Regions from separate parts of the Mus musculus genome. Here all the other regions are linked to region 1. Evidence: chromatin loops called from intact Hi-C (ENCODE). Cell type or tissue: left cerebral cortex. All regions are shown on one strand.

Region 1 (8,000 bases):
AGACACTGTCTGACCTGATCTCCTGAACAATCAGTATGTCACCCACCTTATAGACAGGACACAAGTTCAAAGTGCAGGGTTGGGGTTGCAGGCCCTCTGCACTGCCACCCTAAGGAGGTCTGGCCTCCTTGGCGATTATACTCAAGCAAATGTGTAGTTTGGGAGTGAAAACACCAAGTCCTCCACGGGTTACAGAGGTGAAACTTGAAGAAAACATTGGCCCACTAGCCAGCAGCTAAAATCCAGGCAAAGAATGCTCACAGAACTCTCCAGGCTGTGGCCTGGTCCCACAGCCACTAGGTGGATACAAGCACTATCTGAACAGGCTGCTGCCAGCAACAGGGAGACACGCATACTTCAGTCAGTCAGCAAGTACAGCCCTACAGCATGGGGACAGGGTTGCACGCACCATTCCATTTTCCCTCAGACCTGAAATGACTGTGGAATGCAAGGGGAAACACTGCAGTTCAAAATACCGTGGATCAGAGAGTCCAGCAAAGTTTGCAAGTCGAAGATATGGGACACAGAAGCAAAATGAAGGGAATGCCTTGATTAGAAGCCAAAGCATCAGGTCTTGTTAATAGGCACTTGTTACTAACTCAAGTAACAGCAGTGGCAGTGGCAGCTGATCAGGTTGATGTACCAAGAACATTCCAGGGGCCTCCCAAGCAGAGTTGATTTAATCTGCACACAAAGCCCAGGAGGCAAAAGATGCCACCACCACCACCCCAATCCTAATGGATATTGGAGGCCCTCAGATTTGCTCTTCAGAGAATGGGGAAATTGATCAGACTCTAAACACTGGGTTCGTTAGGGACATTTCCCACCAACTCAGTGAGCTGCTCACAGGGAGGCCTCCATAGGAAGCAATCTCATTGCCTTCAGCCTCAACAAAGCTTCCAACCTTGACAACCTGTAATCCTGAGTCAGTTCATGCCAAATGGGGTCAAATGGCAAGGGTCATCACATAGTGACACATGCTTTAATGACAGAGCATGGCCTGCCAAAACTTGAAATCCCAGGTAGAGTCTTTGAAAAACCCAAATGGAGGCCTGGAGAGAAGGTCCCCACAGGCATACATGTGGGGAAAATACTAATGTACATAAAATAAAAATATAAATCAATTTTAAAAACTCATACGGCACCTGTTTGGTACAAACAGAGCGGTGCTGGCATGATCACAAGTCCTGCCCCAAACCGAGTTCTTTTTCTACAGCCCCCAGAGATGGCCACAGTAGGCTCTCTGTGCAGCCAGACAAACCAGCTCCAGATACAGGAGGACAATGCTCACTCTAAGGCCTGAGAAAGAATGCTCACTCCTGACTGGTGCTGACTAGGGCCATACACAATGCAGCAGGAGCAAAGCCTCAAATGACCAAGATCTAAGCCCTGCCTTTACCTTAGGCAAGTCTGGACTGTCTCCTGCTTCCACTCCATCATTATAAACAGAAGGGACTACTGGTAAGACAGACCACTGTGAGACTTAAACAGGGTAGTATACTGTAATGACGGCCTGTCTTCTGATGAGCTGAGTGCTTTCTGTCCAATAGGTAAAATCTCTGGGATCTGTCCATCGAACGTCACAGCGTGGAAACAAGCTAGGGAGTCTCTCGGCCTTAAGCTGAGCAATGCTTCTCTATACCACTGGGCTCATCAAAAGCCCTGGAGATCAATGAGTAAAATAAACTGCCCATACAATCAGCTGTGGCCTCGCCCACCCTGATCATCCCAGTAGAGAGCAATTTAGAACAGTGTTCTTCAAAGTCCTACTGCAGGTCAGTTTAATTGGTTATCAAAGACTTAAAAACGCTACAAGCCCCTGGTTTGGAAGTACCTGGATGAACTTTCTGACCTGAGCATTTGGTAATAAATCCCAGTAAGGATGGGACCTGGCCAATGCAGCTGCTAACCGTGGGAGAATCTGTAGGGTGCAGTCTGATGAATGAGCAAATTCAGAGAAGCAGCATCAAGAAGCCTGAGCAAGGCCTTAGCTCAGGCGGGGCCTATGAGCAAAGCAAATTTAACAGGGAAAATGGGAAGAAGACCACACAAAAGGAGAAGCTCATCCGTGAAGAGACCATGAGGATGAGACCCTCACCCACAGCCTTGCAGGGGCCCCTGTACAGGGAAAGTAAGTACAGGCACAAGCTACTGCACAGTGCAGACCATGAGAGATGCAGAGAGGTGAGAAACAACAAGTAAAGGGCCAGAAGGAACAAGAAACAGCATCTCGGTACCTGTGCTGTTTAAGCAGAGATAGATAAGGTTTATGCCAGAGGCAGGGAGAGAGGGAGAGAGAGAGGGAGGGGGAGGGGGAGGGGGAGGGGAGGGGGAGGGGGGGAGAGAGAGAGAGAGACAGAGAGAGACAGACAGACAGACAGACAGACAAACCTTCTGACAAGCAATAACCAAAGTGCACACAGTGCTGGTGGGGATGGCCCTCCCTGGACACTGCTGATCATGGCAGACCTACCCCATGCTGTTTCCTCCATTAGTTTATGCTAGCCCAAGTCTCCCCTTCATGGAATGGCCTACTTCAGACACAGACCCTGGTCAATGGGTTAGCAAGAGCATTTTAAACAGTTGATACTGAGTCAAAATTGTTCTGCCTGGCCACGATGGTCTCAACACACAGCTCCCCACAGCTGGTGGAACAATCCAAAGAAGAGGAGGAGAGTGTAAACATGGTTAAATCTTATCTGCACACTGCCTAAGGCTAGGAACCAGAAAACAAAAGTCAGCAGGCAACGGGATTTGTTTTAAAAAAGAGACAGAACACATACATGTGCATGTCTTGTGTGTGTGAGAGTGCATATGTATACACAAACACACACACACAGCAACAGACAGATTTGTATTAAAAGGGAGAGAAGATTGGATCTGAAGCAATAGAAGAATGTTTCCCAGGAGGAAGAGAAGAGAGATGGCTATCTATCAATACTATCCAGAGAACTAAAGAGATAGGCAAGAATGTCGATAATCTGATCAGACCCCCACTAGCTTCCTCAATTAGTCCACCGAGAAGACAGGACATCAATCAGGCCTGTGCTCACATCTGACTCAGCCATCTACAGCAGCAGGATCTGTCTGCTGATAAAGTCCAGGCTTCAGGACCTATGTCTGGAATAGGCTATCCCATGGGGTACTTGGGCTAGCATAAACTAACTTAAGAGACAGCACAGGGCGAGTCTGCCAACAGCACGGCAGGGAGCACGGAGGAGCTGCAGGATGGGCCATCCCGGAGGACTACCTCCCTGAGTACTGTCTTCCCCTCCATACCGGCTCCTTTGTCTGTTAAGGGGAAGATTAAACAAGAACAAGTAGGCATATGAGACATGTACCCAAAGGAGAGGCCAGAAACGTCAGGCGTATGGCTGTCACTTTTACTATAAAATCACTTCCTGCAACATTTCTCCGAAAAGGGTTGTAAGAAAGACAAAGGAGACTCGCGTGGCATGGCAGGCTGGTTTTACTCCTCGCTGTCTGTAACAAGCAGTGTTTGAGAGAAGACTGCTGTTGTAGGACATGGAGCTGTATTGCCATCTGAAGAGGGAGGGACCCACTCAGGTTTTACAGGTGCTCAGCTTTCCAGAAGACAGTGATGGTGACAGAGCCTTGGCCACCTGGCCAGGGCAAGTAGGTAAAGGCTCTGAACACCGGGAAAGTCCCTCCTCCCAGAAAGCATTCTCTAAGTTCCCGGGAATGCTGGCACCGGGCACAGCCGCTCTCAGGAGACCTTCTCTGGTGGTCAAATTACTTACAAACATCAAGAACACAAAAGTTAACACAGGCACGGGAAACTGAAATGTACCAAAACTGCACTGGGCTCTGAGAAACCCAGCTCCTGTCTGTCCTGAGTCTCCTGTCCTCCAGACTCCTCAATAAGACCATCCTATCTCTAGGTGGCCCCTGGCCTAAACTGACCTGACTCTGGAAAAGGAGCGGTGGCTCTTGGAATAAGAATGGGGTTGAAGAGTGAGGTCTCTGGACAATTTACCCTGAAAGAAAATCCTGCGAGCAGCAGACACAAAGAAGGCAGGCCTTGGGGAGGAGGTGCCTCACTGGTGTCCCCGGCAAGCTCCTGCTAGTGGGTAACACAGATGCATGTGATGTGCGCTCACCTGCACTCGGGCTCACATGCACACAGCCGCACGTACCCCGCACAGGACCAAGCAGGCCTGGAAGGGCAGGCCGAGACACTAGCGGAGGCCAAGCTGGGATGGCAGACCCGCATAAGACTCACCATGAACGCCAGGCCTCAGAGGCGCGTGGCCGGCGGCTCCATGCCCAGTGAGTGGAGGCCAGCCTCGCTCCTGCCTCTGGACCACGGATCTACACGCAGCTCCACACTGGGCGGGTGAGGCGGGCTGGTGGCCGGAACGGCAGGACACTCAATCGCTCACAGATGCAGCGATTCCCGGATCCCTGCTCAGTGTTCCTAGGTTGGGCTGGGCGAGCTGTCAAGGACCTCCTCCACAACAGACGGGGCGGGGCTGGCTGAGTCAAGGCTCAGAGGCCTCCCTGCCAATTGTGTAGCTCCCAGCTCCACAGAGAAACCTTGGGGGTGCTAACTACAGAGAAGGGAGCTAGCAAAAGACAGCATGCTGAAGAGAAAGGCCTAAGTTCTACATTGTAAGATTATAGGAAAAAAAAAAAAGCAAGAAATATGTGTCAGCAAAAGAAACTCCATAAATATACTTAGCACTTCTCAGAAGCTGGCCGGTTATAAGCATAAAGTACATACTGATAGAGCCTCCTTCTGGAAAGTTACCTGGAGGGTCACCTGACACTTTGCAGAGTGACTGGACATTATCTGAACATGCATTCATTAAAACTATTAACTTTAGGTCAGAGGGCTCCAGTGTAAATTACACCTTAGAAAAATTTTCACAAATCTGTATTAAGGGCCAAAATTATTTCTAGTGAGTAGGCTAGTCCAGAGCACTGGAACAAAGTCAGCAAGAACGCCACATAGTTCTCTTTCCTTCCTGGACACACACACACTCACGCACGGACACACAGAGTAGGAGTTACAAGGCACCTCACCCACCACTGGTTTTCTGACAACTCAGAACTTAATTATTCATTCTCCAACAGGAACCTCCTCACAAAGCAGGAGACACTGGCATAGCCCACAGTGGCTCCCATGCAAAAAAGCTGGGCCTCTCTGGGGCAATACAAAACAAGAGGGCCACTTTGGAAGCAAGTTTCTTAACACTTCAACATACACCAACCACACACCTGAGCAGCTCTCCAAAAAAAAAAAACCACCTATAAAAAGCTCCGCACGCAAAACTTGACAGCATTTGTGTACCAATCAAACACTAAGACGATCCAAATGTCCACCAGCTGAGGAATACATGATCAGCCCTGAACCAGTGACAAGAGGAAACTACTCACACATCGGCGCTGCCGGTCAGTGTGCCTCAGAAACACTGTGGAAGCAAAAGCTGCCAGGAAGCCAGCCAGGGTGGAGCCACTTATATAAAATCTCGTCAGAAGGCAAATATATAGCTGGTTATTTGTCTGGAGAAGGGATGGGGACAGGCTGCAAACATTTGATGACAGAGATATCCCAAGACTGCATACAATGGCAGGTGGGTAACTGTACATTAGGAACTACTGTGCATTTACAGTGAGTAGATAGCATGGAGTCCACGGGGAGCATGCATGCCCAGTGTGGAAGGCACCGGGATCAATTTCACTACTTTAAAGGGGAGGGTGTGATTTTTCAAATCTGTGCAAATGCTCAAAAAATGAACACATACACATGCTCTACCCAGAGTATAAAGTAAAAATGTTACAGTATTCACCTTATTTTTAAAACATTTACCCTTTGAAAGAAGTTGCAGACGTCACGGCTGCTCCTGATAGTAAAGAGGAGAGAGGAGGCTGGGTAACATGTGCACCCTTACAGAAATACCCCGTGCGGGACTCAGCACGGTCCCGAAGCCTGGTTTCAGTGGCATGGACAACTTGTCATCCCATGCGCAACAGACTCACCTTCTCTCACTGAGCTGGTGAGGGTCCAGTGAGCACGTGGCAGAGGCACACAGCGCTTGTGGAGTCAGTGTGCCGTCACAAGAAGCCATCCATCCGCTCTCCTGCCTGTCATCTAGCAAGTACACAATGAAGCAGAACAAGGCCCTCGCCCTAAGTCACTCAGACAAGCAAGCAGGCAATGGCTACGTCAGTGCTAGAAGAAGGGACAGAAAACGGAGGCGGGAAAGGACACCCCCTACTGCAGTCTCCAGGAGGGCAGCTAAAAGCATCATTCTGGAAAGAATGCTGTGGACTAGCCTTCGGGTTAAGCACTGGTGAAGAACAGTTCTCAGTGACGAGAGCAAGTTCCCCTTAGCCTGTCCATCCGCTACCATCACTCAGACTTTCAAAGCTTAGTGCCCACCCAACACTTTACAAGTTAGCCAACTGGGGCCAGAACTGAGTCCTCAGATTCACTCACGTTAAATCCAAGATGACTATAAACATGCCCTAAAACAGTGCTGGCTCATGTGATTTTTATACCGTATTTTAGAACTGAATATCATTTATAAATTGACTACATGTTATACCAGGAGATAGTGAGCAGGGTGACTTCTACTAACATGGGAAACATAAAGGACCAAGTATATCTTTCAGCGTTTTTCTCCATCAAACACTGGCATAGAATCCTGCATTCCCAGGCTTCATGCCTCCCCCGTTAGTGTGTTTGGTCTATCTGCTCAGTTTGTGCATCTGTAACACTGATATCTCTACCCATTGAAGTCAGGGAAACAAGACTGACTCACTGTTCACTTCCTAGCAGATCAAAGCTTCAAGAGCCTCATGGGATACTGAATACCATAAGAACCAAATGACAGTTGTAAGAAAAACTTCAATGTCTAATCTAGGGTGCTGGTCAGTAAATTATTAAACAGCAACTCCAAAGGCCACTATGTAAAAAATGAAATTATGCAACAATATATAAAACTATAGAGAAATATATGTTTTCAAAAAGTTGAACTGGTCTTAACCACATACTAAAGCTGAGCATCCTCCTAAGCCATTAACTAGCAAATGTAGTCTGACCCTTGCTCTCCTGAACACAAGCTGGTGCTGCTTGAGAGACACATGGTAAAGCCACAAACAAATGGACAAGGAATCCCAATTTAGAAAACGCCGTGGGGCTGGAGAGATGGCTCAGCGGTTAAGAGCACTGACTGCTCTCCCAAAGGTCCTGAGTTCAATTCCTAGCAACCACATGGTGGCTCACAACCATCTGTAATGTGATCCAATACCCTCTTCTGGTGTGTCTGAAGTCAGTACTCATATAAAATAAACAGATAAATAAATCTTTAAGGAAAGGAAGAGAGGGAGGAAGGGAGGAAGGAAGGAGAAAGACACTGTACAGGGACTATTTTTGAATAGTCCCTGAAGCCTGATAAACTCCCTTTAGACTAGATGGTCAAGGGGAACCTGAGAAGACACGCCTGAGCTGTGACCACCTTTCAAAACCACACTGAAGGAAGGGCACAAGCAAAGGCTTAGGGCAACAGAAAGCAAGCCAGAGAAGCCTGAACAGGGAAGGGAAAATATATGCTGGGGCGCACTGGGCGGAGGTGGTCCACCCACATTCATAGCCAAGAATACGTATTCAGCCCAAATGTGATCACTAGCCAGGAGACAGTCTGCACTGAGAGACTCTGTATCACCAGTATGTACCAGCACGGATGTTAGCTTCTTCATTAACAACAGGTGGTCTGCAGAATCTGCATTCAGATTCAGCCAACTGTAGATCAAACCATCCCTCAAGAAAGAAAAGTATCAGAAAGCCAAGATGCCTGGACTGACCACGCCATAACTCTCCAAACAACACAATGCTTCTTACACAGTGTTACACTGTATTAGGAAATGTAAGAAATGTAGAAATAGTTTAAGTACATGGTGGTGTTAAGTACCATTTTACAAAAAGGACTATAGTATCCGAGGATTTGAAGATCCATGGAAGGTTCTGAAACAAA
Region 2 (8,000 bases), 51 kb after region 1:
AGGGACCAGGATAGTCCTAGGTCTCGAGTGCTTGGGCATGACACCATTTTACCTTCACACTCATCTGCTTAGCCGAGTGCCAGCAATCTCAGCTCCAGACTAAGAACCAGGGCTAAGACAGCAGCCATGCTGGGCTAACCTGGATCTGATTCGAGTAGGAGGCAGCCCCCTGGTCACTCTTTGTACTGCCACTGTGCAAAATGGAAGTCGATTATAAAAGTTTTTTTCTTTTTACATAGGTTATTTTTCAGGCAAAAACAGTCCTAAAACCATTTCCTAAGCATATATATTCCTCTGGAGGGTGAATGGCAACGTACCTGAAGTTCTGGGTGAACCATTTCATCCATATATTTCAGCATTGCAGACTTCAAACTGTTGAGAATCCCCAAGGCTCCCTCAAAGCCCTAAAGAAAGGCACTTAACTTACACTGGCCAAAGGTGCTATAATTAAAAGACCAACATGAGACCCTTAAAATTAAGGACAGAATATATGGAGTGTTCTTCCTTAGCCACATTTAATGACTAAACAGACACCTGTGAAGTTGTGATGGACTAGGAAGATATGCAGACCACTTCACAAAGGCAACATAATTAAAACTCTTTAATTCTTTGTTTGAGAGAAAGAGTCTCTTTCACTCAGTAAGTAGCTCTAGCTGGCCTGGAGCTCACTAATTGACAAAGCTGGCCTCAAACTCAGAGATCTGCTTGCCTCTGCTTCCAGAGCACTGGGAGTAAGGCATGCTTAATTCCTAACAGAAGAGACCACTCTGAGCTCTCACCATGTGCTACATGTGAAGGGCCATACAACCTAGTCACAAGTATGCTAAGTACACTGTAGACACTGAAATGTAAAGAGAGCAACCTGTTCCAAGTTGCTGAAGGGAAGGTATAGATTCATGCCAGGTATGACATCAGAGCCCCACACAAGGCCTGCTGGAATACTCAAAAATACACATCCTCAACTTTGTGATAATTGGTAAGCCAAACACTTAACAATTTTTACTATTTTATATGGTAGTGCTAATAGAAATGAACTTTAAACATTATTGTACCCATATGAGTATTTTGCCTCCATATATGTCTGTGCACCAGAGTTCCTGGTGCCTACTAAGGTCAGAAAAGAGCAATGGATCCCCTAGAACTGAAGTTACACAGGCGAACTGCCATGTGGATGTTAGGAATTGAACCCAGGCCCTCTGGAAGAGCAGCAAGTGCTTATAAATGCTGAGCCATCTCTCTAGGCCCCAAAACTTTTTAAAGTGGGGCCAGTGAGACAGCTCAGTGGGTAAAGGCACTTCTTGTGCATGCCTGGCAACCTAAATTCCATCCCTGGAATGCTCAGAAAGGTACAAAGAGAACTGACTCCAAAAGCTGTCCTCCAACTCTACATATGCAGTATATGCACACTCGACCACACACACATACACACACACCACATAAACACAACAATAGTAAAAATGTATAAACGTTTTTAAGGCCATAGTAATGGCTCAGTTGGTAAAGGTGCTTGCTGCCAAGCCTAATAACCTGAGTTCGATCCTAAGGACCACAAGTAAAAGGAGAATGCTGATTAGAAATTGTCCCCTGACACACACACACAAATAAATAATAAATGTAATTTTATAAGATAGTTTTAAAATAAGTAGGATGGGAGGAGCTATAGACTCTGGAACAGACTACCTGGATTCAAATTCCAGCTCCTCCACTTGCCAACTATGTAACCTCAGTTTACTTTAACTTCATGTGCTTCTGTTCCACTGCAAAATGAAGTCAAGAGGAACCTTAACCTTATCAGGCAGTTAGCAAGATTAGGGGAACAAAGTCACACGATGCTTTCAGAACCATGCCTGGCCTAAGCTAAGCCTTAGAAGATCTTGGCGGCATCTTGGCACAAGATGGACAGCCAGCTCAGGCCCACTATTTATCACCTTTGCATTGCAAAGCCCCAACACAGTCACCCTGTGTACACAGGGCTTCTTCCTGCTACTAGCATCTCTCCTCATGCATGCTCTGTGGCACTGATTGAACTCTGGGCCTCAATTTTCCCAAGGAAAAATGAAATTACCCACATTGACCTACTCCTGAGAGTCTTCTAGCTCAATGGCCAAAAAGTTTCAACACTCCTGGCCTAAGACATTTACTTACATCTAGTCCTAAAGCAAACATCAGGAGACAATACATACACAACTTCCTAAACTCTTTTCATATATAAATGCCTATTCTGGCAAATCCTCTCCAAGGTCCCACATCATGTGGCAAAGATGCTCAGTGCTGAGGATGGGAACACAAAGTTAAGGATCTCTGACCTATCAGGAGTCAGACTCTAAGACAAGGCTCCCTGAAGCCATGTCCTCCTCACTATTAGAGAGGCTTACACAAGGTCTGGTAGAGGAGGGAGAGAAGAAACTCTCTCTGCATAACAGGAGTCAGAGCTAACTGAAGGTGCTAAAGAGACACAGAGCCCCAGGAGCCAAGTGAGATGCTGAATGTAAGAGGATGGGCTGAGGGCAGAGGACAAAAACAAAAAGAAAGCAAGCCTAACTCATGCAAGAAAGGTGCTAAACACACACAGACACACACACGCACACGCGCGCGTGCGCGCGTGTGCCATGGCCAGCTGGGGCCACCGAGGACATCAGGGTAAGCAGAGCCTTGTCTTGTGACACCAGCCTCAGTCTGCATCCCACCTCTGTCTCCCTCACCTCATCTCCCACAGTCACACCTCCTTCTCTTAACCGTTCCAGAAGAGTGCACCCAATAAACCCAGGAGCAGCAGGTATTCGCCAGGTTCTCATTACAGCTGGGTCTCATCAGGATCACGGAGCTCAGATGTCAATGGGTCAAACCCACACAACAGAGCAAGCAGAGCATGTGTGAGGAGAGATGCTAGCAGCAGGAAGAAGCCCTGTGTGCACAGAGTAACTGCCTGGGCTTTGTAACACAAAGGTGTTAAGAGCTGGAAGACGGGGAGGCAGCACCAAACTTGAGTCTTAGTTTGGCACTGGCACGTAAGTGTGCCAAGACTGATACAAAATTTAGCTAAGTCCTTTTAGCAGATCTGCCAACAGCCACAGGCAACCCAGCCTCCCAAAGTCTGCCCCCAAACACCAGGACTCCCTCCTCAGTCAGAGGACATGAAATACTCATAGAATAGCCAGAACCTCCAGAAATGACAAACTGCAATAGTGCACACAGACTCCTACAGAGCAAATCTTATAATTCCTCCTGGAAGATAAAGATCCTATCTATGTTACTTTCAGAGAGAGGCAGTTTCAAGTTTCACTAGGCCTGGTCAGATGGTATCTCTGACATTCTCAGCCTCACTGGGGCTCCATCAGGAGTCTGTGCTGGTTAGCACCCTCTGGAAATCTAGCCAAGCCCCAGAAGGGGTGACAAGATCCTGAGTAGGGCTTGGGGCAGAGGTCAGGTTGTTCCTCTAGCCTACCAATATGCCCAGTACTGTGAGGGTCTCTAGAGATAAAACGGGTCCTACAGCCAGAGAGTAGAAGATCTGAGGAGGACATAACCCAGGAAATGAGTCTGAGTAGAGCGGGGTCTACAGTCCCTTCCTGAAGGACCTTCTGCAGTCCAGGACCAGGATAAGGAGGCCCAAGGTCAGAGAGGACCCAGTGGGTCAGGAGATTTAAGAGGTTTGGCAGTCTGAGAAGAACTGGGCATGGGGAGGAAGAAGATTTGAACACACCACAAAGGGTTGAGGAGGAAGGACTGAAGGGGACAGAGGTCTGAACAGGTCAGAGATCTGAGGAAGATACAGGCTCAGATCCTCAGAGCAAACTCGGTTGGTAGCCCACAGCCCCGTGAAAGTTGGACGAGCCAATCGTAGCCTCCGGTCTGAGAAAACTTTAGCAAGATTTGGGAAAAAACGTCTTAGGGGGATGGAGATCCGAGACACATCAGGGGTCTGAGGACCATATCTGAAGAGGCCAGGGGTCTGAGGAGCACCAGGATCTGAACAGGAGAGGGGTTTGAGAAGGACAGAGATCTGAATACCTCAGGGTCTGAAAAGGAGTAAAGGCAGAGATGTGAACAGGACAGGGGTCTGAGGACGCTGGCTCAGGGCGCACAGAGCAGACACCTCTACAGCTCGCAGCACCACATCTGAGGAGAAAACTTTTCACCAAGTTCTGGAAAAGGCGCACGTCGCGACAAGCGCTGGCCGAGGGCAGTCGCACGTCAGCCGGACCCCAGCCCTCCCAGCCGCCCTCTCAGACCTCCCTGCCTGGCCGACGCAGCAGCAGGTGGCAGCGGTCAGCCATCCGCAACCTCTCAGCTTGACCCTGCAGAGCCCCCTCAGTACCCGAGCTACCGCAGCTCCAACGCCATCTCCCCGGCCCGTGGCCCGCAGCCCAGGCCCCGTGGGGCCCGCAACTCGCTGGGCTAAGAGCGTAGACTCCGCAGATGCCCAGCCTCAGCAGGTGCTTGCCGGCCGCCCGCGGCTAAAAGCAGCCAGCGCCAGACCCCACCCCCGCCACGCCCACGCCACGCAGCCACGCCCCCACAAGGCTGCTTCTCTTCCCTTCCGCTGAGCCTCTTTAGCCCAACACCCAACGCAAATCGCTCGCTCCCAGGGCCTCAGGCGTACCGCCACGCCCCGCACTCCAGAGCCACGCCCCCGAGAGCTCACTAGCCACACCCCACGCTCGTCCCTAGTCACACTCCGGGGGACAGGAGCGTTACCACGCCCCGCGCTCCCTATCGCCGCCCTCACGCTCCCTAGCCACGCCCCCGCTAAGCTTCCACTGCTCTTCCGCCAGGGCTCTCGCCCCCCGCCGCAGCTCCGTAGAGCTTAGGAGCCTGCTATTTACTACCGCTGCTCCTCCGGCCTGCCAAGTATCCGTCCTGGGTTTCGGGAGTTGTGTCCCTGGCCCTTTTCTGTCCTCAGGCCCAGGAAGGGCTGCAAGGAAAGTTCCGAGAGAGTCACAGTGTCCATACCGGCACCGCAGACGCCTGGCGGAGGCCCCTTACCTGGTCGGCTCCGCCCGCGGCCATCTTGGAAGTGGGAAGTGGGAGGGAGGGGGAAAGCAGCGCATGGGGCTGATCCAGGCGTGGGGAGCCGAGCGGCGGAGCGCATCGATGGGACGCCCCTGTCCAGCAGCTGGGGGAGTCTTAACAGCCCACGGGAGTATTTAGGGGTACACGTGAGCGCAGGTTACAGATCATTGACCTTGGAATGCCCTCCCGGTATAGCCTTAGCCTGTCACCTGTCAAACGGGCTTTTCTGATCACTGTTTCATTGCGCTTAGTGCCTAGCGCTGTAGTTCGCCAACTTTTGTCTTCACTTTAATATTTCAGTATACAACGCCCAGCAGGCTCAGGAGGTGACAAGACAGGGTTCATCATCAGTGTGTTTTGAAAGTTGTGTGATGGTCTCGCTTAGGAACTAGAAGAGGCCTCACTAGACAGCATCTTTCTCTAGCCTGAGATACAGAGATCCACCTATGTATTAAAGGTGTGTGCCACCACACCTGGCTTTATGCACATTTTACCTTTTTAAGTAGCAAAAATTACAGAGACACAATCTATGAAAAAGTATAATTCAGGAGGTAGAAGTCAGCTAGAGCTGAGCAGAGTTAAGCCAGATGTCTATGGAGGATGTCTTCTATCAGGCCAGGTCATTGTGCTGCATTTCCCTTCCTGAACTCACCTGCACTCGTTTCCTAAGCCTCAAAAAGCAGAGACATGAGTGTTTGTTGGATCCATACAAAGGGTACTTGGGATGATTTGGGTTTATTCTAGGAGTTGTCAGACCCCGAAAATTTACAAACACAAACAAGCCCCTTTAAAACCTGACTGCATTTCAGCCAGGAACCATCACATGAGGCTGGAACCATCACAGTCCTACAGGAAGAGGAATTTCCCTGCCCTGGCAGGTACCTGGAAGCAAGCAGGAGGAAATCCATTTGTCTTGGTTACAGTTCTGTTTGTGCTAGCCTCAAAGTTGCAACCTAGAAAACAATGAGTTTGAACTCCTGATCCTCCCGAGTCTACCTCCCCAGTTCTGGGATTATAGGAATGTACCACCACTTTTGTTTCAATTGTACATTCATTTCAAAACATTAGGTGATGGTTCAACCTCTGTACAACTCTCTCAAATATTTTAAAATATTTTCACAAATCTGAACACAGTCCAGAGGAAGGGCTTACAAGACCAAGGCTATATCAAAAGCTATGAAATGCACACCGTCCCCAGGGATGAAAGAAGACAGAGAGAGGTTGGGGGATAGCTCAGTGGCCTGACTTCAGTTCCAAGGAGGGTAGGGAGGAGAGAAGAAACAGACCAAGAGTCGAGCCATATCTGAGTGTCTTGGGTCTGCACATGTGTTGTAACTTTTAAACTTCCACATGGCATGTGCTGTTTCACAAGGAAACAATGTCGGGTCCCACCCAGCCACCTGAGGCCATGAGGTTCTCAGTCCATCACACCAGAGCCTTCAGCTAAATAAGCCCAGCCCTGTGCCTGTTCAATGCACAGGAAGAAGGTCTACCTGAGAGCCTGACAGCATTGACTTTCATCGTGAGACCCATCCAAGTAGGGTGTCTGCTGGGCTGGGGGACTCCAGACTCTAGCCATTCTAGGAGCCTACAAACTACTTGATAGACACTGGCTTCAACTTCCCTTTCTGGATCATGACTGTAATTACTCTAAGCACCAACTTACAATGGCAGGAGGGTAGAGGCTTAAATGGACTGGGCAGTCTTTTGTTGGCTTGCAGAGAGCTGAGAGACTTGCAGGGCATCCCTCAGGATTTGCTACATAATAGAAATTTCAAAGGTGCTTAAGTTCCTGGCAGTTTGAACTGAAAACAATGCCAGGTTCCATCACACCCATTGGTGCCCTCACAGCTGGATTTAAACACTGACTGGGAAGCAGGAACTGGCTTCAGTCTCATTTCAAACTTCAGCACAATGGATTCGTTCGTATTGGATACGCACAGGAGTCCTCACGACTCCTCACCTTCCAGCCATAATGCTTGAGTATCAGTTTAAAAACCTGCCCTCAAAGGGCAAGAGATGGCTCAGCAGTTAGAAGCACTGTCCTTTTGACCAGAGATCCTGAGTTCAATTCCCAGCAACCACATGGTGGCTCACAACCGTCTACAAGGGGATCTGATGCCCTCTTCTGGCCTGTGGATGTATATGCAGTAGAGCACTCATCCATTAAAGAAATAAAGACTTTTTTTTTAATATTAGAAAAAACAAACAAACACCGAACCTTGAGATGACAAGGGACCATTGTCCTGTCTCTGGAATCAACAACTCTCTGTGGTGGGCAGGTTTGCAGCTGGCACCCTCTGACCCTGCCTCACCCTCAGTAGCCTGGTGCCAGAGCCCTGGTTTCTCTCTGGGAACTCCTCCTTACCCTGCATCCCTCTGATGTAACCTATGTCTTACCTTTTGCCATCAGTCCCCAGAAGCGGTCTAGATAAAGCCTCATTGTAACTTGCGTCTGAAACAAAAACAAAGTGAACTGCACTAAGGGGTGTGGTCACTTTCCGCAGCCACTTACCCCCTCAGAACCTAACAACCCCCTCAGGACCTAACACTTAACCCCCTCAGGACCTAACACTTAACCCCTTCAGAACCTAACACTTACCCCCTTAGAACCTAACACTTACCCCCTCAGAACCTTACACTTCTAGCTCCCAGATACAGAGAAAACACCCCTCTTCAAGTTGACAGCTCTCCCAGCAGAACCCTGGGGGAACTATTCCACCTCTTCCCCTTCAGGCTTTGCTGGAGGGTTCCAGAAGGACTGCCCTGGTGCTGGTGTGTGGCTTCTTTGATGGCTGCAAACCTCTCACTTGTGGACAGAAATACCAGCTTCGCAGAGACTCTGACTGACTAACTCCTCAGATTCTGTCCCTGTCCCCATCCCCATCTCTGAAGCACACAGCCCCTCCCTTCCCCACATTATTTCAAGATTGAACAAGGTCAAAATAGTTGAAGCAATGGTCATACAAGAAGAGAAATTGTCCAAC
Region 3 (8,000 bases), 220 kb after region 1:
ACCATGCTCTTAACTGCTGAGCCATCTCTCTAAAACCTTACGAAAGCAATCTTTTTTTTGGTGTTTTTTGAGACAGGGTGCTACTCTTTAGCACAGGCTGTCCTGGAACTCTATTTTCACATTCATTGACTGTCATAAAAATATATTAATAATTTCTAGTAGCACCCACTAGATTCTGAACAGTAAATGTAGGTCACTTGTCCCCTCAGCTTTTAAACCTGTTTCTTGATGTGAACTACAAATCAAATGAAAAAAAATATGTCACCATACAACACAGAAGGCCCATGAAAAGCAAAAGGAGATAATACTATCACATTTATTTACTGAGGGTTGTAACCCTGGCTCTCCTAGAACTCACTATGTAGACCAGTCTGGCCTCAAACTAAGAGATCCACCTGCCTTTGCCTTCTGTGTACTGGGATTAAAGGCGTGCACCACCATACCTGGCTAAGTCATCTATTTACTGATATATGGTCTTCTTAACTACCCAGGCTGACCTGGAGCTTACTCTACAGCCCAGGTTATCCTGCTACTCTGATCTTCCTGCCTCCGACTCCTGAGTGCTGGGATTGCAAATGTGTGCTATCACATCTGGTTCCATTACCGACTTTACCCTGACAGACAGCAAGAGACTCAGCTGAGTACTACCTGGGAGAACCAACTTAGGAAATAGTAGTTTGTTGGTAAGGGACCCGTGTGCCCCAAAGTGAAAGAACAAAACCCTTCTGCTCAACGAGACTCGGGGGAAGAACCGCAGAACTGTGAGAAGAGCAGCGAGGTTGGCTCTTCACACAAACCTTCCAAAGAAGGAAGTTGCCTTTTCTTACCCCACTACTAAAAACATGAACGACAGGCTCATTTCCAAACAAACTATGGTAAATAATCTCCAGAAGGAAATCTCTGCCAAAGAAATTTAACATTTTAATTGATGTGCTATAAATAGAACACTGACAACCATACATTAATATTCTTGCTTTGATAAACTAAGCTTCCAGTCAAACTGTCAAATACAACTTCAGGACTCCCTGCAACAAAACGCCCAGTTTGCTATCTTAAGAAACTGTCTTCTTTCCTTTGGCTTACAGTCTACACCATAGAAAATTGAATATAATACAAAACAATTTACTATCTATCCCAGAAGGCTACAGAAAACTGAACCACTGTTAGGATTTAATAATACAGCTTTAATTTCTTGGGCACTTTTGATCATATAAATATATAAATCTTAACAAGGAAACACTGTTCACTGTAATAAAGGCCATAAAAATAACAGCTCTGCCGTATTGCACCGATAAATTAATTCAGTTGGCTTCCCCAGGTCCCCACCAAAGAGCTTTCGAATCCGAACTGGAAGACATAGAGACCTACACTCTTGGCATCGAATACTGACGATGTCAAGTCGTTTGCAGAAAATAAACTTTAACCTTTCACATCCCGGCATCACATACGCCAGTTCACAGGATTTCTTAACACTTGGGACAAGAGTCTCGCTGGAGTCCTCATGCGGTGGAGGCGCACACGCTCAGAGCTGCGGTCTGTCACCGCAGCCAGGGAAGTGGTCCTCGGTCCGAAACAGGACTGGCGGCTCGTACGCCGCGCGCTGGGGCCCGCTGGGCGCCGACCTGAAGAGAGCGGGGACGCTGATGGTATGCAGCAGCCTCCGGAAGGCCCGCGGGAAGGTCCCCAGCTCGGCTTCGGCCTTGGCGACCTGCTCCTCCATCCTGGCCACGCTGCTCCCGATCATCCGCACGAAGGCCTCCAGCTTGTCGATCCGGCCGTAGATGCGCCTCATCTCGGCCGCCTTAGCGTGGATCCGGGGCACGCCCTCGCCCACCACATGCGACGAGTCCCCGCGGATCATGTCCAGCATGCCCACGAACTCGTCCACCTTGGCCAGCAGCTCCTCCAGGCTGGCGTCCAGCGCCTCCACCTCTGGCCTCGGTCCCGCGCTGGGCAGCAGGCTGGAGGCGTAGCCCGAGGCGGCGCGGCGCAGCAGCGGCAGGTCGCGGCCCGGCGCGTCCTCGGGGCCGTCATCGTCCCACGGCCCGGACGCGCTGCTGTGGCTCTGCGAGACGTGGCCGCTGTCCCCGCTCCACGCGGCGCCCAACGGCTCGGCCTCCTCGGTAGAGACCTCTCGAGACAGGGTTCCGACGGCGGGTCCTTCCTCCATGGCCCGCTCGGCCGCTTCCGGTGCTGAGCGATTGCGTTACGGTCTGAGATGCCTGCTTCCGGCGCCTCCTAAAGACGTCACGCCCCTAACAAGTAGCCAAGCCTACTATCCACATGCCCAGAGAGCCCGCAGTGCTTCTGGCTGGCTTGTCGGTGCGTTCGTAGTGTGTGCCAGCAGAGTTTGCACAAGTTAGTAATCCAAAGAGGGTGACAGACGATTAGAGGATAGATAGAAAGATGGGTAGATGGCAGATAGATAATAGATGACAAATAGATTAGACCAGTGGCACAGGCCTTTGGTAGCAACACTCAGGAGTCAGAGGCAGACAAATCTCTTAAATTCAAGGCCAGCCTGGCCAGTTTCACGCCACCAAGGGTCCTGTAGTGAGGCTCTGTCTCAGACAGACAGACAGATCAATAGATAATGGAATGATAGGTAGATTGGTGGTAAATTGACAAATGATAGTGTCAGAGAAATACATTGAAGCAGAGCTGAGGCTGTCCATACCGTCACAGCAGGTTACCTCTGTTGCTCCACCTGCCCTGTAGCCAGCCAAGGCTAAATCTCCGTAGATGGAAGGATATTCCAAAGCCCTGTCTAGGAACTGGGGGACTCCAGGTGTTTGAGCTCAAGAATAATACAAAGAACTTCTCATTTTTATTATTAAAGGAAGCAAAATATGAGGTGACATTTATGATTAGTTTTAGCAAATACAAGTACAGAAAATATACCTGGTGTTATCATCTTTGGTCTTGTGAAAAGAGCCAAGAATATCCCTCCTATTTGTCTTTCCCACAGAGATAACGGGGACATGCCAGGGCATTTCCTGCACGTCCTTGCGTATCCTCTTATCACAGTTTATGTAATTCTTTCTAGAAGGCCACCTTGTGGGAAGAACATCCCACACAATGGCCTATCCGTAGTTCACAGTAAGTTCACAGCTCTCTTAGACTTGTTCCCACATCTATCCACTGTGTAGTACCCACCAGCACCCATGTGAGGCTCCAGCCTGCCTCTTTTCCCTTACCAGCGATAGCAAAATAAACTGTAAGCAAAAGCAAGAACAGTGGAACACAAAAGTCAACCTAACGAGTGGTCATCTCAGCCTCCTCACAAAAGAAGTACTCTCACCCAAGCATGGATTCCATCACAATGCTACCAGAAAAACAAACAAACAAACACAAAAACAAGGTAGGAATAAATTCTTAATATTCATAGAAACATCCAAGGTGGCGTCTCTGAGACCCATGCAGTCTGGCAGGTCCTTGGGAAACTTAGGGCCTTATTCTTCAACATTGTCAAGTGAAGACAGGCATAAAGTAGAGATGCCCTTGTCTTGATGGGATTTGTAGTGGGTATTTTGTCCAAATGGCCTGGACCCCATTGTCAGGAGACGTAAACCAGATCCCCAATAGGGAACAGTTAGGAAAAGTGTTGGCTGTTTACTATTGACATACTCATACACAGGCAGGTACCCACACGCATCCTGCAAAAGACTGGGTGGTTGGAGTTTTGTTAGGTGTTAAACACATCCTCTCTCTGGGTAGAGCTCACATGACCTCTTTTCCCACTGGGAATTAGGAATTAGAGAAGAAAAACAACTTTGAGCAACAAAATAGAGAAAGCTACAAGCTGCTTCAGTTCTCCATCATGTCAGTCCATCTGGGTCAGCTGACTGGAGTCTATCGCTGTGAACCTGAAACACATCGCGGGGAGAACTTGCCACGGAGACAAAGAATATCAGCCTTTCATAGCCCAGGATTAAAAAATAATAATAAAGAAAAAAATACTAACTGCTCTTAAAAATGCTACTTCCATTCCAGGGTTGGAGAGATGGCACTGGCTCCTGAGTTCAATTCCCAGAAACCACTTGGTGACTCACAACCATCAGTAATGGGATCTAATGCCCTCTTCTGGCATGCAAGTGTAACTGCAGATAGAGTACACTTTTTTTTTTTTTTTTTTTTTTTTTAAAGGCTGCTACTTCCTTAAGCCACTGTCCTTGAGTGGCATACTTGCCTTTTAGAAACACCTGGAAAGGCTTAGTAGCCTTTCCTTAGCGTCTTTCTGGTTTATTCTTGCCTATTTCTCTTTGCTACATTCACACTCTCCTCTGTTCTGCTGTGTGGTCTAGATTTTCTTCTATTTCCCAACACACCATGCTTAGGCAGGCACACCTCGGGTGACTGTCCTATTAGAACCAACATTTTTGTTCCATTGAGTGGTTTGATAATCTTCCTTATGGTGTCTGCATGGTGACCTTGATATGAAGATAGATCTCCAATGCATTTGGGTCTTCAAAGATAACTTCCATTAGAGGAAGTTGTTTCAGATATTCTCCGTGCTCTGCTATGTTTTGAAGGCTGTGTATTTTGCGTTCATCTGTGTAACCTGATCATCTTCTGGCACCTTTCAGCCTGTGAAGAAAATGATGAGGTCACACAGATGACAGCAAAATACATGGTAATGTTTCTCTATTCAAAATGGTAATGAAGCTTGGAGAGGGAGCAACAGTATCTTACTGTCATGAAGTCCTCACTGTCAGAGGGGCTTTAGACAAAAACATTATGGATGGTGGACAGAGATGGGGGAGAAAGTGGGGGAGACAGTATCAGGACCCAGGCAGTAAATCTGACAGGCATTCAAGGTCCAAACCGAGCACTCGCTGAGTGTTCATTTGCCTTTGACTTAAAAGACTTCTGTTGAAAGCTAAATTTTGACTGGGAGGTGGTGGCATGTGTCTTTAATTCCCACACTTGGGAGGCAGAGGTGGAGTTCCAGGACAGTCAAGGCTACACAGAGAAACTCTGTTTCAAAAAACAACAAACAAACAACAATAACAAAAAGACATTCTTCGTTGAGTCCTCAAGGTCAAGCAGAGTGAACTTCAAACAGTTTGTGAGATTCCCAGTAAGTACTGTGGGGGAGAATGGCTTTGGGAGCCACGGCAATACGGTGGGAACAAGCTTCAGGCTTTCCACCAACCCAAGCCTTTCCCTTTCTACAGGGGTGGTTTCTGATGAGATGCGATCCTATCTAAGGCACCAGCAAACACAAGATGTGGTTGGCCAGAGGTAGACAGAAATGAAAAGTAGGCATGGTTCTATGGTGTATCCCAAGAACTAGAGAAGGGAGTCACTTCTGCACGGGAGCATTGGGAAACTTTTCAGAGCAAGTGACTTCTCTGGGCCTAGAAAGCAGAATGTGACCCTGAAAGAGGAAACAGTGCCATATCCGAGGGGCAGGGAACAACAGCCTGAGTGGAAGTCCCTAGTTCCAGGCTGGTAAATGGCTGATGGGTGGCAATTTACAGAGGGGAGGTGCTCTGGGAGACAGAGCCATGGAGGTATGCAGGGGTCGGAGGTCTTCATTGAGAATATTGTTCATTGTCACAGGCTGCACTTCAGTGGGGTCTCTTCACTCCAGAGTTGTGTGTACAGTCATAGCCAACTAGGCAGGCTTTGGATCCTAGAACTGATAAATATTATTTGATAAGAGTAAATACATGCTCACAATAAACACGGGAACCCCTTTTGGGCTGGTGTGCAAAATGAAATTATATAATGTGGCTGCTTCCGCCTCATGTTCCATGCCCTGCACCCTGGCCCCGTGTTCTTTATTGGACAGGTACTGCTGGGCCATCGACACTTTTTGATTATCTGGGGGATGCTGCTCATGCCTGTGGATCACAAAGCTTATTCAACTTCAGTTTAGGGGTTAGCGTGAGACTAGGAGGTAGGAAACCACACAGAAGTACAGGTGGGAACTGGGTGTGACCCCAGCAGAGGACTGGGAAGGTCCAAGTGGTCTTTCCTGGCACTGTCAATCAGTCAAAAAAGGTACTGTAACCACTCACCCCAATGTAGGTGTGGGGTTTTTTAGTCTATTTTATTTGGGTTCTGATGTCTACCACCCTTCTCCACACCAATCCCTTCCAACATCGACACTAGGTAGGACAGAAAGAAGGTTAGAGGGAGGGGCCTAGGTCACTTTAAATTACTTCCAGCTGATTAGGGACATCGAGTTTATAGGACAAGTCCAGTCTTCTTCCTGCCAGGATATCTCCAACTTCTCCTCTCTTTTCTCTAGAAGGGCAGCAGGGGCAGGAAGCAATAGGAAGAACAGTTGCTCTTCCTCCTCCGCTCTTCCTCCCCATTTCCTTTCTCCTCCCCTCTCTTCAGAGCACTTCCTCATCCATCTTTGGGCTCTGACATTTATACTCTCTCCAGAGTCTTCACAATTAAACTATCTGCAACTGGCAAAATCATGTCCCTATCAGAACATGCACGAGTCAGATAGCCTACTGTTGTGAATGATCTGAAGCAGCCTCATATACCACGTCTGTGATTTAGAAAAGAAACCAAAACTCTCACTACACCCCAAAGTCTTGGTGGTTTATTTCCCATTATGTTGATGTGTGTGAAGAGTCAATCTCTCTGTGTTCTCTTCTGTCCAGGCTATGGTAGGTCATTCTGACTTTATTTTTTAAATTACGTATATTTATTTTTGTGCATGTACTCATGAGTGCCATGGTAACACATTGGGGGGGGGGGGCAGAAGAAAAGCTCGTGTGATTCCCAGTTAGCTATCTCTTACTTGTGGATCACCTGCCTCACACTTGTGGAACAAATGTAAGCGCTCAGCGACTGCTCCAGTGCCATGCCTGCCTGCCTGCTGCCATGCTCCCCACCGTGATGGTCATGGAACTCTACAGCTGTGAACCCTCAATTAAATGGTTTCTTTTATAAGTTACCATGGTCGTGGTGTCTGCTCATGGTGTTATGAGGTATCCATCAGCAAAGACCTCTTGGACACGAGGTCAATAGAGCATCTTTATTAGCTGTGCTGGTTGTTCAGGGTCCAAGTGCAGTCCCCAGACATTTTCAGGCTGATCCTTTAAGCACAAAACACATACTTCAGTTGACAAGAACAGTTAGCCAGAAGTGGAATTACAGAAGCCAAAAGGAAGTTTAGTTCATTTAGGGACTTCCCAGAACCATGGACTTCGATGGATTTAGGTCTTTGATTTCATTTGGCAGGTGTTGCTGCCTATGTGCTGGGTTCCAAGGCTTCAATAATACTTTCATTATGGTGTCAATTGTGCTAAGGTCTGGTTACAAAGGTAATAGAAAAATAACTAACACGTCCAGAGACCCTGTCTCAAAAATTAAAAATTGATATTGATAAAAAAGACACCTGATTTTGACCTCTGGCCTCTACATACACACACGCGCACTCACATGCACTTGTGTGCAAGCACACATGCAGACATCATATACACCATAGACATGTATACATAGTACCAAGCATATACATATTTAAAAATATTTTTAAGATTTATTTATTTATTATATATATATGAGTACACTGTAGCTGTACATCTGGTTGTGAGCCTTCATGAGGTTGTTGGGTATCAATTTAGGACCTCTGCTTGCTCCAGTCAACCCTGCTCACTCCGGTCAGCCCTGCTCACTCAGTCCCTGCTTGCTCAGGCCCAAAGATTTACTTATTATTATAAATAAGTACACTGTAGCTGACTTCAGACACATCAGAAGAGGGTGTCAGATCTCATTAGCGGTGGTTGTGAGCCACCATGTGGTTGCTGGGATTTGAACTCAGGACCTTCGGAAGAGCTCTTACCCACAGAGCCATCTCTCCAGCCCGGCATATACATATTTTAAAAGCTGATAACATAGGGGCTGGAGATATGGCATTTGTGGTTAAGAGCGTTTGTTGATCTTGGAGAGGATCTGGGTTCAGCTCCTCATACCCACATCATATGGCTCATAACTTCGGTTCTAAAGGATGCTACCCCCTCCAAAGGCACCAG

Evidence for each region. A loop is a pair of places that touch in the nucleus more often than their neighbours do. Peaks named below come from ENCODE experiments on the same cell type or tissue, not always from the same donor. Only the 100,000 strongest peaks of a DNase experiment are listed, where the experiment ranks them.
Region 2: a loop joins it to region 1, with 6 times the contacts of the local background. A loop is called at or near these places in 32 of 42 quality-filtered maps.
Region 3: a loop joins it to region 1, with 5 times the contacts of the local background. A loop is called at or near these places in 12 of 42 quality-filtered maps.

What each region holds. Positions count from the first base shown.
Region 1 is chr5:36,526,180-36,534,179 of GRCm38, forward strand. The region is part of intron 3 of Tbc1d14 (TBC1 domain family, member 14); the gene reads right to left. Among named protein-coding and RNA genes, the nearest start is that of Gm32528, 18 kb to the left of the region's middle. In left cerebral cortex, a CTCF peak has its summit at 305; DNase peaks (open chromatin) are centred at 372, 3,515, 3,700, 4,435 and 2 more places; H3K4me3 peaks cover 1,799 bases; H3K27ac peaks cover 4,111 bases.
Region 2 is chr5:36,577,369-36,585,368 of GRCm38, forward strand. It overlaps Tbc1d14 (TBC1 domain family, member 14), which reads right to left and starts at 5,029. Exons shown (of 14, transcript NM_133910.3): 1 at 4,987-5,029. In left cerebral cortex, CTCF peaks have their summits at 4,983 and 7,151 (motif pointing left); DNase peaks (open chromatin) are centred at 4,650 and 5,004; H3K4me3 peaks cover 2,018 bases; H3K27ac peaks cover 1,505 bases.
Region 3 is chr5:36,746,476-36,754,475 of GRCm38, forward strand. Bloc1s4 (biogenesis of lysosomal organelles complex-1, subunit 4, cappuccino) reads right to left here and starts at 2,204. Exons shown (of 1, transcript NM_133724.3): 1 at 899-2,204. The coding sequence starts at 2,170. The coding sequence ends at 1,523. In left cerebral cortex, a CTCF peak has its summit at 4,081 (motif pointing left); a DNase peak (open chromatin) is centred at 2,233; H3K4me3 peaks cover 1,895 bases; H3K27ac peaks cover 990 bases.